2 separate regions of the Homo sapiens genome follow, and region 2 is linked to region 1. Evidence: read pairs that join two places in POLR2A ChIA-PET (ENCODE). Cell type or tissue: K562. All regions are shown on one strand. Links, peaks and the distances in the headings refer to the core of each region. The heading gives the core; the rest is flanking DNA.

Region 1 (5,376 bases), core at 161-5,160:
TTCTGCAGCAGTTGGATGAAATGTTCTGTAAATATCTATTAGGTTCTTTTGGTCTATAGTGCAGATTAAGTTTCTTTGTGGATTTTCTGTCTGGAAGATCTTTTCAGTGCTGAAAGTGGGCTGTTGAAGTCTCCAGCTTTTATTGTATCAGGGTCTATCTCTCTTTTGTTCTAATATTTGCTTTATATATCTGGGTGCTCCAGTATCAAGTTCATATGTATTTATAATTGTTATATCCTCTTGCTGAATTGACCCATTTTCATTATGTAGTGACCTTCTTTGTCTCTTCTTACAGCTTTTGTCTTGAAATCTATTTTGTCTGATTTAACTGTAGCCACTCCTGCTCTTTTTTGGTTTCCATTTGCGTGGAATATGTTTGTCCATCCCTTTATTTTCACTCTGTGTGTCTTAATAGATGAAATATGTTTCTTGTAGGTAGTAGATCGTTGGGTCTTTTTTAAAAAATCCATTCAGTCACTCTATGTCTTTTGATTGGAGCATTTAGTCCATTTACATTCAATGTTATTATTGATAAGTAAGGACTTACTCCTGCCATTTTGTGATTTGTTTTCTGGCTGGTTTGTGATCTTCCCTTTCTTCTGTCTTTCCTTCCTGTCTTCCTTTTAGTGAAAGCGATTTTCTCTGGTGATAGAATTTAGTTTCTTGCTTTTCATTTTTGTGCCTGTGTGTATCCATTGTATGTTTTTTGGTTTGAGGTTACCATGAGGCTTGCAAATACTATTTTATAGTCCGTTAATTTAACTTGATAACAACTTAACACTGTTTGCATAAACAAGGAAACAAAAAGCAAGCAAAAAAAAAAAAACTAATAAAGACTCTATGCCTTAACTTTGTTCCCACACTTTTTAACTTTTTGTTGTTACTATTTATATCTTATTGTACTGTCTGTGTCTCGAAAACTTGTTCCACTCCTCAAGTGGAAGTTACTATTTTTCATAATTTTTCATTGTTTAGTCTTTCTACTTAAGATAAAAGTAGTTTACATACCACAGTTACAGTGTTATAATATTCTGTATTTTTCTGTGCACTTACTATTACCAGTGAGTTTTTTACTTTCAAATGATTCCTTACTGCTTATTAACATCCTTTTCTTTCTGATTAAAGCACTCCCTTTAACGTCTCTTGCAGGACAGGTCTGGTGTTGATGAAATCCCTCAGCTTTTGTTTGTCTTGGAAAGTCCTTATTTCTTTTTCATGTTTGAAGGCTATTTTCACTAGATCTGATATTCTACAGTAAAAGTTTTTTACTTCAGCACTTTAAATAGGTCATGATGCCACTCTCTCTTGGCCTACAAGGTTTCCACTGAAAAGTCTGCTGCCAGATGTATTGAAGCTACGGTGTATGTTGTTTCTTTTTTCTTCCTGCTTTTAGGATCCTTTCTTTATCTTTGACTTTTGGGAGTTTGATTATTAAATGCCTTGACGTAGTCTCCTTTGAGTTAAATTTGCTTGGTGTTCTATAAACTTCTTGTACTTCAATATTAATATCTTTCTCTGGGCTTGAGAAGTTCTCTGTTATTATTCCTTTCAATAAATTTTCTACCCCTACCCCTGTACTTCCTCTTTAAGGCCAATAACTCTTAGATTTGCCCTTTTGAAGTTATTTTCTAGATCCTGTAGGCGTGCTTCATTGTTTTTTATTACTTTTTCTTTTGTCTCCTCTTGCTGTATATTTTCAAATAGCCTGTCTTCTGCTTGCTGAATTCTGCTATTAAAAAACTCTGATGTGGCCGGGCGCAGCGGCTCATGCCTGTAATCCCAGCACTTTGGGAGGCCGAGGCGGGCAGATCACGAGGTCAGGAGATTGAGACCATCCTGGCTAACATGGTGAGACCCCGTCTCTACTAAAAATACAAAAACAAAATTAGCCGGAAGCAGTGGCAGGTGCCTGTAGTCCCAGCTACTGGGGAGGCTGAGGTGGGAGAATGGCGTGAACCTGGGAGGCGGAGCTTGCAGTGAGCCGAGATCGCCCACTGCACTCCAGCCTGGGCAACAGAGTGAGACTCTGTCAAAAAAAAAAAAAAAAAACCAAAAACGAAAAACAAACTCTGACGTATTCTTCAGTATGCCAATTGCATTTTTCAGCTCCAGAATTTCTGCTTTATTTTTCTCATTATTTCAATCTCTCTGTTAAATTTATCTGATAGAATTCTGAATTCCTTCTCTGTGTGATCTTGAATTTCTTTGGGTTTTCTCAACGCAGCTATTTTGAATTCTCTCCCTGAAAGGTCACATATCTCTGTTTCTCCAGGATTGGTTGGTCCCTGGTGCCTTATTTATTTCACTAGGTGAGGTAATATTTTCCTAGATTATCTTGATGCTTGTAGATGTTTCTCTGTGTCTAGGCATTTAGCTATTAATTGTAAGAGGTAGGTATTGTAATCTTCACAGTCTGGGCTTGTTTGTACCTGTCCTTCTTAGGAAGGCTTTCCAGATGTTCAAAAGGACTTGAGTGTTGTGATCTAAGCTCAATCTGCTTTAGGGGGCACCCCAAGCCCAGTAACACTGTGATTCTTGCAGACTTGTAGAGGTACCACCTTGACAATCTTGGACAAGATCCAGAAGAATTCTCTGGATTACCAGGCAAAGATTCCTGTTTTCTTCCCTTACTTTCTCCCAAACAGTCTATCTCTCTGTTTTGAGACACCTGGAGCTCAGGGTGGAGTGACACAAGCACCCCTGTGGCCACCAAGGACTGTGCTGGGTCAGACCTGAAGCCACCACAGCACTGGGTCTCACCCAAGGCCTTCTGTAACCATTGCCTAGCTACTGCCTGTGTTTGCTCAAGGCCCTGGGGCCCTACAATCAGCAGGTAGCAAAGCCAGCCAGGCCTGTGTCATTCTTATCAGGGTGACAAGTTCCCCCAGGCCCCCAGAGGTGCTATCTGGGAGTCAGAGACTAGAGTCTTCTTATCAGGGTGACAAGTTCCCCCAGGCCCCCAGAGGTGCTATCTAGGAGTCAGAGACTAGAGTAAAAAACCTCAGGAGTCTACCCTGTGTTCTGTTCTTTATTGTACTGCACCTGAGCTGGCACTCAAATCACAAGATGTAGACTTTCCCACTCTTTCTACCGCTTTCCAAAGGCAGGAGAGCCTCATCGGATGGCTACCGCCACTTCAGGCCCACAGAGAGTACTGCCACACTACTGCCAGTGTTCCCAAGGGCTCTTCAGTCAGCTTGTGGTGAATGCTTCTAGGCCTGGGACTCACCCTTCATGGCTGTGGGCTCCACTGTTCCCCAGGGCAGGTTCAGAAATGCCATCCAAGAGCCAAGTCCTAGAATCAGGGACCCCAGGAGCCCAGTTGGTTCTGTACCCCATTGTGTCCAAGCTGGTACCTAAGGTGCAAAACAAAGTCCCCTTTACGTTTCCCTCCACTTTTCCCAAGCAGAAGAAGTCTCACCCCATAGCTACCATAGTTAGGAATGTGCTGAGTCTCATGTGAAGCCAGCAAGTCTCAGAGTCTCACCCAAGGCCGTCGACATAGTACCTGGATATCATTGCTGGTTATTCAGGGCCCAAGGGCTCTTCAGTTAGCCAGTGATGTATCCTGCCAAAACTGGGTGCTTCCCTTCTAGGCAACTGGTTCCCTTCTGGCCCAGGGCGTGCCTAGAAATGTCAAGTGGGAGCTAGGGCCTGGAAAGGGGGCCTCATGACTGACCAGTGCCCTATCCTTCTGTGGTTGAGCTGGTATCCAAGATACAAGACAAAGTCCTCCCTACTCTTTTGTCTCCACTCCTGAAGTGGAAGGAAGGAGTCTCATTATTTTGAACTATGAGCTGTGCAGCCTGGGGTTAGAGGAGGGGTAATGCTGGTACCACTTTAGCTGCCTTGGTTGATGTCTCAGTATATTGTGTGCATTCACACCCTAGTCTGCTGGCTCTGGGCCCAGTTCAACACTAGTACTTGCCTAGGAGTTGCAGTCCTTCTGGCCTAGACTGAATTTCAAGTTTATTTGGAACCCCAGAGCACTTTAGCCCACAGTGGTAAGGCTTGCAGAAACTCAAGTTCTGACTGTTGGGGTCAGTGACTCCCCTCTGGGTAGGGCTGGTTTAAATCTCCCTCCATGGGTGGCCATCAGGTGAATGTGTTCCAGTTTTGCTTTCTCCTGTAACAAGGACAGTACTGATTTCAATGCCTCACAATTGCTGCGCTCTCCCTCTCCCCAGAACACAAAACTGCTCTCTGCACCACACTGCCACTGATGGGGGATTGGGGACAGGGTGGCATCAGCGATTCAAGACTGTTTTTCCTACCTCTTCAGTGCCTTTTTCAGCAGTATGAAGTTTCAGCAGTATGAACATGTGTGGCTATTAACAATTTGCTCTGGAAGATGGAAGGAGGATAGAGCATCCCCAGGAGGAGCCCAGGCCTCAGCTGGGCCGGGAACATTGCGTGACATACTCAGAAGTTGGCCTCTGCTCCTTTGCTCTGTGTATGTCCATAATTTCATGTGTAACTTCAGAAGCTTGTGGCTAGTTAGTCCAAGCCCCTTTTGGTGCATCTGGGTTTAGTTATCTTCATTGCTGGCATTCAACATAGTAACCTGGGCCCTAGGTTATACAGTCTTGTCCAGGATAAAAGGAACTCCCCTAGCAGCAAAAGGAGAGGGCACCAAAGCCAGGAAGATGGGGCCTGGATTCATTTTCTGGATCTGCCATCCCAAAGCTTTGTGGACTTGGGCAAGCTCCCCCACCTCCCTGAGCCTGAGATGCCTTCACTGACCGTGTGAGGATAAGAACTCCAACCCCCTTGGCTTCCTCTGAGGCTTGAATGAGGTCCTATGTGTAAAGTACCTGTCATGGCCCTGGTGCGTGACATGGATTCCCTCCCCTTGCACCTTAGCAGTGGAGGTGAGCTCCAGATTTTTCAAGGGTACCTACTAGGGGCTGACAGAGGACTCAGCATGGTTTGGGAGATAATGTTACTCTTGGCTTCTTAGCATGTATTTCTTAAGCACCAGCTCTGTGAAGAAACACACACAAACACACACGCACACACACACACACACACCCCACTATGCCAGAACTACTGCGAACTCAAAAAGCATTGGGACATATTCTTCAAGTCTGAAAAAAGAGAAAGGAAAAGTAGACGGGGAAAGGAAGCAAACAAGAGACCTAGGAGAGTTTTAAGCAAGATACTAGCCATTTCAGAAAGGATGAGCTCTTCTTCAATTATCTTCCTCCTGCTCCTCCTCCTCTCCTACTAGTACTTCTACTACCATTGATAATAACAATATTTCCTACAGGTGCAGGTCATTATGCCAGTAAATCACCTTCTCTTGTGGGCTTCTTGTCACATGAGCAAGATGCACAAGCCACAAACCATCATGATGGAGGGCTCAGGCTTTGGAGT
Region 2 (5,370 bases), core at 1-5,000, 110 kb before region 1:
GGCAGTAATTGCATTTTATCTGTCTCATGATGCCCCCAGAGAACTTCCAACTCAGTAGGACCCCAATAAATACCTGTGTCTGATTGACTTGGGGGCTCAGTGGCCTCTAGGCACCCTTCCTCTGCAAGAACTCTGGGTCCCCCTGGGCTTCTGCCCCTCCTTTTGGGAGTCCCCTAGATGACCCCACAGGCAGCTGGTTTCTCCGCTGAGATCAAAAGGGCAAACACCCATTCCTCACATCATCCCGCCCCATTTGGACCCAGGCTTATTGTGCCGTAGACCTTTTGACCCGGCCAAGATTTTCTGGGATTTTCCTACATTCATGGAGGAGCAGGGTATTTTCAGTAGATTCTTGCTTTCTTCATAAAGGCCCTCTTGTTCAGCTGCTTATAAATCCTCGATATGGAGGACTGTTGGTGAAGCTGGAAAATGGTTTTTGGGGGTGAGGTGGGAGACAAAAGAGAGGAATTTTATGTGGATTCTGCCCTGTAACTACATCACCTCATGCTTGTCAGGGAACTTTCGCTCCACCCTAGGCCCCACTGCCTTTCCAGGAATCACATCCACTATTTTCTTTTGCCAGATCCGCTGGCAAACTGTCTGGGCTCCATTGTTGGATGGAACAGCCTGAGCGGTGGAGGCAGAAAGGAAAAATAGGCACCAATATCGAGTTGAGAATTGCCAGGTAGACATTTCCAGAAGGCTTAGTCCTGCCTTCTAAGCTGTCAGCAGCACAGAAATCCTTCAGTAATACCCCCTTATATCTGGTTCTGAACACAGACACTGTACAAAGAAAATCAAGGAGATGCCGGTTTTATGGCTTATAAGAGAAACCTGTTGTTTTGGATAAGTAGGAAAATTGCACACATCTAACCACATGGAATCGCAGAATTTCAGAGCTAACAGATCTTTAGAGATTAGTCTAATATCCTCATTCTAGAAGAGAGGGACTTGAGGCCCAACAGGGTTAAGGGTACAGGTGGGGGGCGCTTGTTTAAAGTCACCCAGTTAACCCAGTTAGTTATAGCACTGTGAGGACTAGCAAAGAGAACTCGTGACCTTGGTTCAGGGCCTTTTTCACTTCACCATTGCTGAGCATTGTACCAAAGCAAAACTCACTGTCAAAAATCAAGGATACCACAGTCGTCCCTCGAGACTATTTTCCTGTTCGCTTTCTCAATGACCTGCCCCAAATAATCCTGTAACGGAGATAGGACAGACATCATGGATCCTATTCAACCAATGAGGGAGCAGGCTCTGCAAGGTGTGTACTTCAGCAAAGGCCACTCGGAGCAGCCCACCTCCACAGCTATGTTCTGGATCGCCGTGCCCCTTGCTTGGATTTATGATCTAGGTATCTGGTCAGGTCCTTTCCTGTGTAAAGCTCTAAAGGCTCACTTCTTTCTCTCTCTCTCTCTTAGGCTTGTGCATGGAAGGTTTCATGATCATTCCCAGGAATTGGTTCTCATTTGTGGCAGGGATGGGCCCAGCACCCAGACTGTTTCTAATGCTAGATTCTCAGGATGTGAAAAGGTGTTCTGAGGAAAAGGAGGTTTGGTAGATTAATGAAGTTTTGGAAATGCTGGGAAACCACAAACATTCTTCTATGCAGGATCTTTTGGAGCCTTTGCTATATGGAGGTGTATTGTGAAACACCCTGGGTTTTCACACCTCGGGATGGGGACATAATGTGTGTTTCCCAGATGTGTTGGATTATTGTGTTTGATTGAAGCAGTCCCAAGGGGCTGGAGTTCCTCACATCACTGTTTGGGGAAGCCTGATGCACTAAACCCGGGGTTGGCCAACTCTTCAGTAAAGGGCCACATGGTAAACATTTTAGGCTTTGCAGGCCATACAGTCTCTATGGCAACTACTCAGTTCTGCCGTTGCAGCACAAAAGCAGCCAGGCAATCGAGAAACAAATGACCGCAGCTGTGTTCCAACAAAACTTTATTTCCCAAAACAGGAGGGAGGCTGGATTTGGCCCTTGAGCCAGAATCTGCCAGTCCCTGGACTAAGCCATGAAATTGTACAGGACTCTTTTGTTCCCACTCGGATCTGGAGATCAGATCCTATTCTTCCTCAAGGGCTTCCCTGACCACCTTTCTCCAGGACCTCTCCTTCCTCCAAACGGCTCTAATACTTTCATTGTGGAATTCAGCAGCTAGAATGTTCTGTCTGACTACCCCATCTTGGGGGAAGAAGGGGAGGGAGGAGACAACCAGCCCAGCAAGAGTGTTGGCCACGTGGCTAGAGCCAGGAGCGTTTCTAGCAGGGAGGCCGTTATAGGGAAAGTTAAGCTCCACCAGAGGTGGAGCTGGTAAGAGTTCAAAAGGCCAGGGCAGGGCCAGATTAGAGTCCCAGGGCCAAGAGTTTGGAGGGGGCAGAGATAAGATCTGAGTAAGAACTTTCAGGGAGAGAAGCGGGGAAGCCCCAAGTGTTCACAGCTCTCCTTTATGGGCTAACTGATCCATGGAGTAGTCAGGAGGGTTGATTTAAAGGGCCAGAGGCCAAACTGGCAGAGGAGGCCACCTCCACCACTTGGTATTGTCAGTGCTGTTGTTTTTCATCTTATACCTCCGGCTAGCATGATGCCTATACCACTGAGATGAGGGGCAGGCAAACATCTATCCCTAGGCCAGAATCAGGGAAGCCTCCCTGGGGATTTCTAACTTAGGATTAGAATCTAATCGAGGATGCAGGGAGACCATTGATTTTCACAAGATCAAGCAGATTCTCAGGTTCGGGTGCATTTCTGCAGTTCACTTTACACTGTTACTTACTAACGCTGCTACTGCTTGTTAACGTGTTTCTGCACAGCAGGCACTATCCTAGGTGTTTTCACATTGTGTATCACAGTTACGGTAACATTTCTGTAAGGTAGGTGTGATCATTCCCATTTCATAGATGGGAAATCTGAGGACCAGAGAAGTTAAGTTACACTACTCAGGAAAGGGCACACTGGGACTTCATGCAAAGCACCTCACCTCCACAGCTGCATTCTCGATCTTTGTGTCCCCTGCCTTCCCCCTTGCTTGGATGTATAGTCTGAGTATCTGGTCAGGTCCCTTCCTGTGTAAAGCTCTAAAGGTTTGCTTCTTTCTTTCTTTCTCTCTCTCTCTCTCTCTCTCTCCCTCTCTCTGTCTTTCTCTCTCTCTTTTTCTTAGGCTCGTGCATGGAAGGTTTCATAATCATTTCCAGGAATTGGTTCTCTTTAGTCACCTAACTAGTTTATTACAACCCTGGCCTAATGAGGCATTAAAAAAAAAAGTTCAGAGAGCCGGAACTAGAGCTAAAAATTCAGGCACCAGCCCTGAGGTCCTTGCTGACATATGTATAAAAGGAGCTCAGATCTTTATTTGTGGGGATGTCCATCTGTCTCAGCTTACTCGGGGCAAATGCATGACTCTAAGCCAACTTTTGAGAGCTCTCTGCTAATACGTTGGAGGTTTCTTCCTCTCCTCCAATAGCCCACTGTGGTCTGAGACATAAAAAATCAGTTTAATAACAGCCTCAGTCAGGCCCTAGGGGAAGATACCTCCACAGAGAGACCCATAACGCACTGCAGCCAAGTAGACACAGGTTATTTGATTGTGCTCACCTGGTACAGATATCCCAGAGCTGAAAGCATGACTAATGTGGAATGGAGAATGGAGATTCTACTCAGAAAGAAACAAACCCTGCATTCAGGGTCCAGCACCACCAAGCTCTTCATTTTTCATACAGTGACACAGCTTGGTTTACAGGTGCTGGCCTTCCCGGGCCAGCCTGCTCCCTTCACTGTCAGCAGTATGATGAGCTGTCATCCTACTGCCTACTCTCTAAGGGGCCAGCTGAAACCCATGTGGGCAGCAGAGAAGCGGCAGCCTTAGGAGAGAACCCCATGCTGCACCTCTACAGGCATGTGGTGATCACCAGTGCCAATGCCCCTGGCCTGCAGACCACTGTTTGCCTCCTGGATGCATTGCATCAAAGACATTGATTGAAGCCAGGCACCGTGGCTCATGCCTGTAAACCCAGCACTGTGGGAGCGTGAGGCAGGAGGATCACTTGATGCCAGGCGCTTGAGACCAGCCTGGGCAACATAGTGAGACCTCATCTCTACAAACAACAACAACAAAAAGACACACATTTACTGAGTAGGATCTGAACTCTTCTATGTTCTGCCTCTGCCACCTCTGGCCTTGTTCCCACTGCTCACTTACTTGCTACCTCTATCCAGATCTACCAGTTCTGCTGTGAGCATAGAGGGTCAAACAAAGGCTACTTCTTTCCCTGAGTGGCAAACTTCTGGCTTCCTAACCTTGAGTACTTTAGAGAAGAGGAAGAAAGCTAGGACTACTGTGTCCAAAGGTGTTTTCAGAATGCTCTAATTTGTCTGAAGATACTGTGTTTCATTTCAGACAAGAGTTCAAGAAAAAGAATTCAGACTGTGGCTTCTTTAGGGCCTGGCATGGGAAGATCAGACTGATTAGCAAATGCAACTAATCTAAACATTTTATGGGGCCAGCACTTTCCTTCCCTACCTCTGCCAGTGGAGTACAGACAACTACAAATTAATTACAATATACATCACCAAAAAGAAACATACTCCCATTCTAGAGATGGGAACATTGAGGCTCAGATGAACACAGGCTGCAGGGGATTACAGGGGCTATTTTTCCAATCGCTGCCTGTCAGGCAAGCCTTGGGCCGAGAGCCAGGCTCAGACCAGGAACAAGGAAACAGCAAGTCTTCAGCAGGACCCCAGTGGCTTATGAGAGGGGCTGGGCCCAGTCACCTGACACTCCACCTATTGACTTTGGATGTCTACTCCAAAAATCTTCCTCCTTCCGCTTCTCCCTAGCCAGGGTGTGGAGGTAACAGCACATAGGACAATGGTTGGGTAACCTCAAAAAAGGTTTGCTCATATGTCCCTGCCTCTCAGAAACAGAGAATCAAAGCTCTTTGGAGTGTAGAGACTAGACCCAAAGAAGAATTGAGAGAGCTTTTGGACCATGGCTGACTTTCCATTTCCAGGGCCTTTTTCTTTCTTTTTTTTTTTTTAAATATTTTTTTTATTTATTTATTTTTGAGACAGACTCTCGCTCCCTCGTCCAGGCTGGAGTGCAGTGGCACAATCTTGGCTCACTGTAACCTCCACCTCCAGGGTTCAAGCAGTCCTCCTACCTCAGCCACCTGAGTAGCTGGGATTACAGGAGCACGCCAGCATGCGCGGTTAACTTTTGTATTTTTAGTAGAGTATTTTTCACAATGTTGGCCAGGCTGGTCTCGAACTCCTGGCCTCAAGTGATCGCCTCACTTGGCCTCCTGAAGTGCTGGGATTACAGGTGTGGGCCACCACACCCAGCCTCCAGGGCCTTTTATGTT

The links. ChIA-PET counts read pairs that join two places held together with the same protein. Peaks named below come from ENCODE experiments on the same cell type or tissue, not always from the same donor. Only the 100,000 strongest peaks of a DNase experiment are listed, where the experiment ranks them.
Region 2: POLR2A ChIA-PET joins it to region 1 with 6 read pairs; 1 of 35 experiments calls an interaction of 5 or more read pairs at or near these places.

What each region holds. Positions count from the first base shown.
Region 1 is chr1:206,845,187-206,850,562 of GRCh38, reverse strand. No RefSeq gene overlaps it. Among named protein-coding and RNA genes, the nearest start is that of IL20, 18 kb to the left of the region's middle. In K562, for the core only: a CTCF peak has its summit at 2,826; a DNase peak (open chromatin) is centred at 2,912.
Region 2 is chr1:206,952,684-206,958,053 of GRCh38, reverse strand. FCAMR (Fc alpha and mu receptor) reads left to right here. Exons shown (of 8, transcript NM_001170631.2): 8 at 1-87. Among named protein-coding and RNA genes, the nearest start is that of PIGR, 8.9 kb to the right of the region's middle. In K562, for the core only: no CTCF peak of the experiment used is centred there; a DNase peak (open chromatin) is centred at 2,353.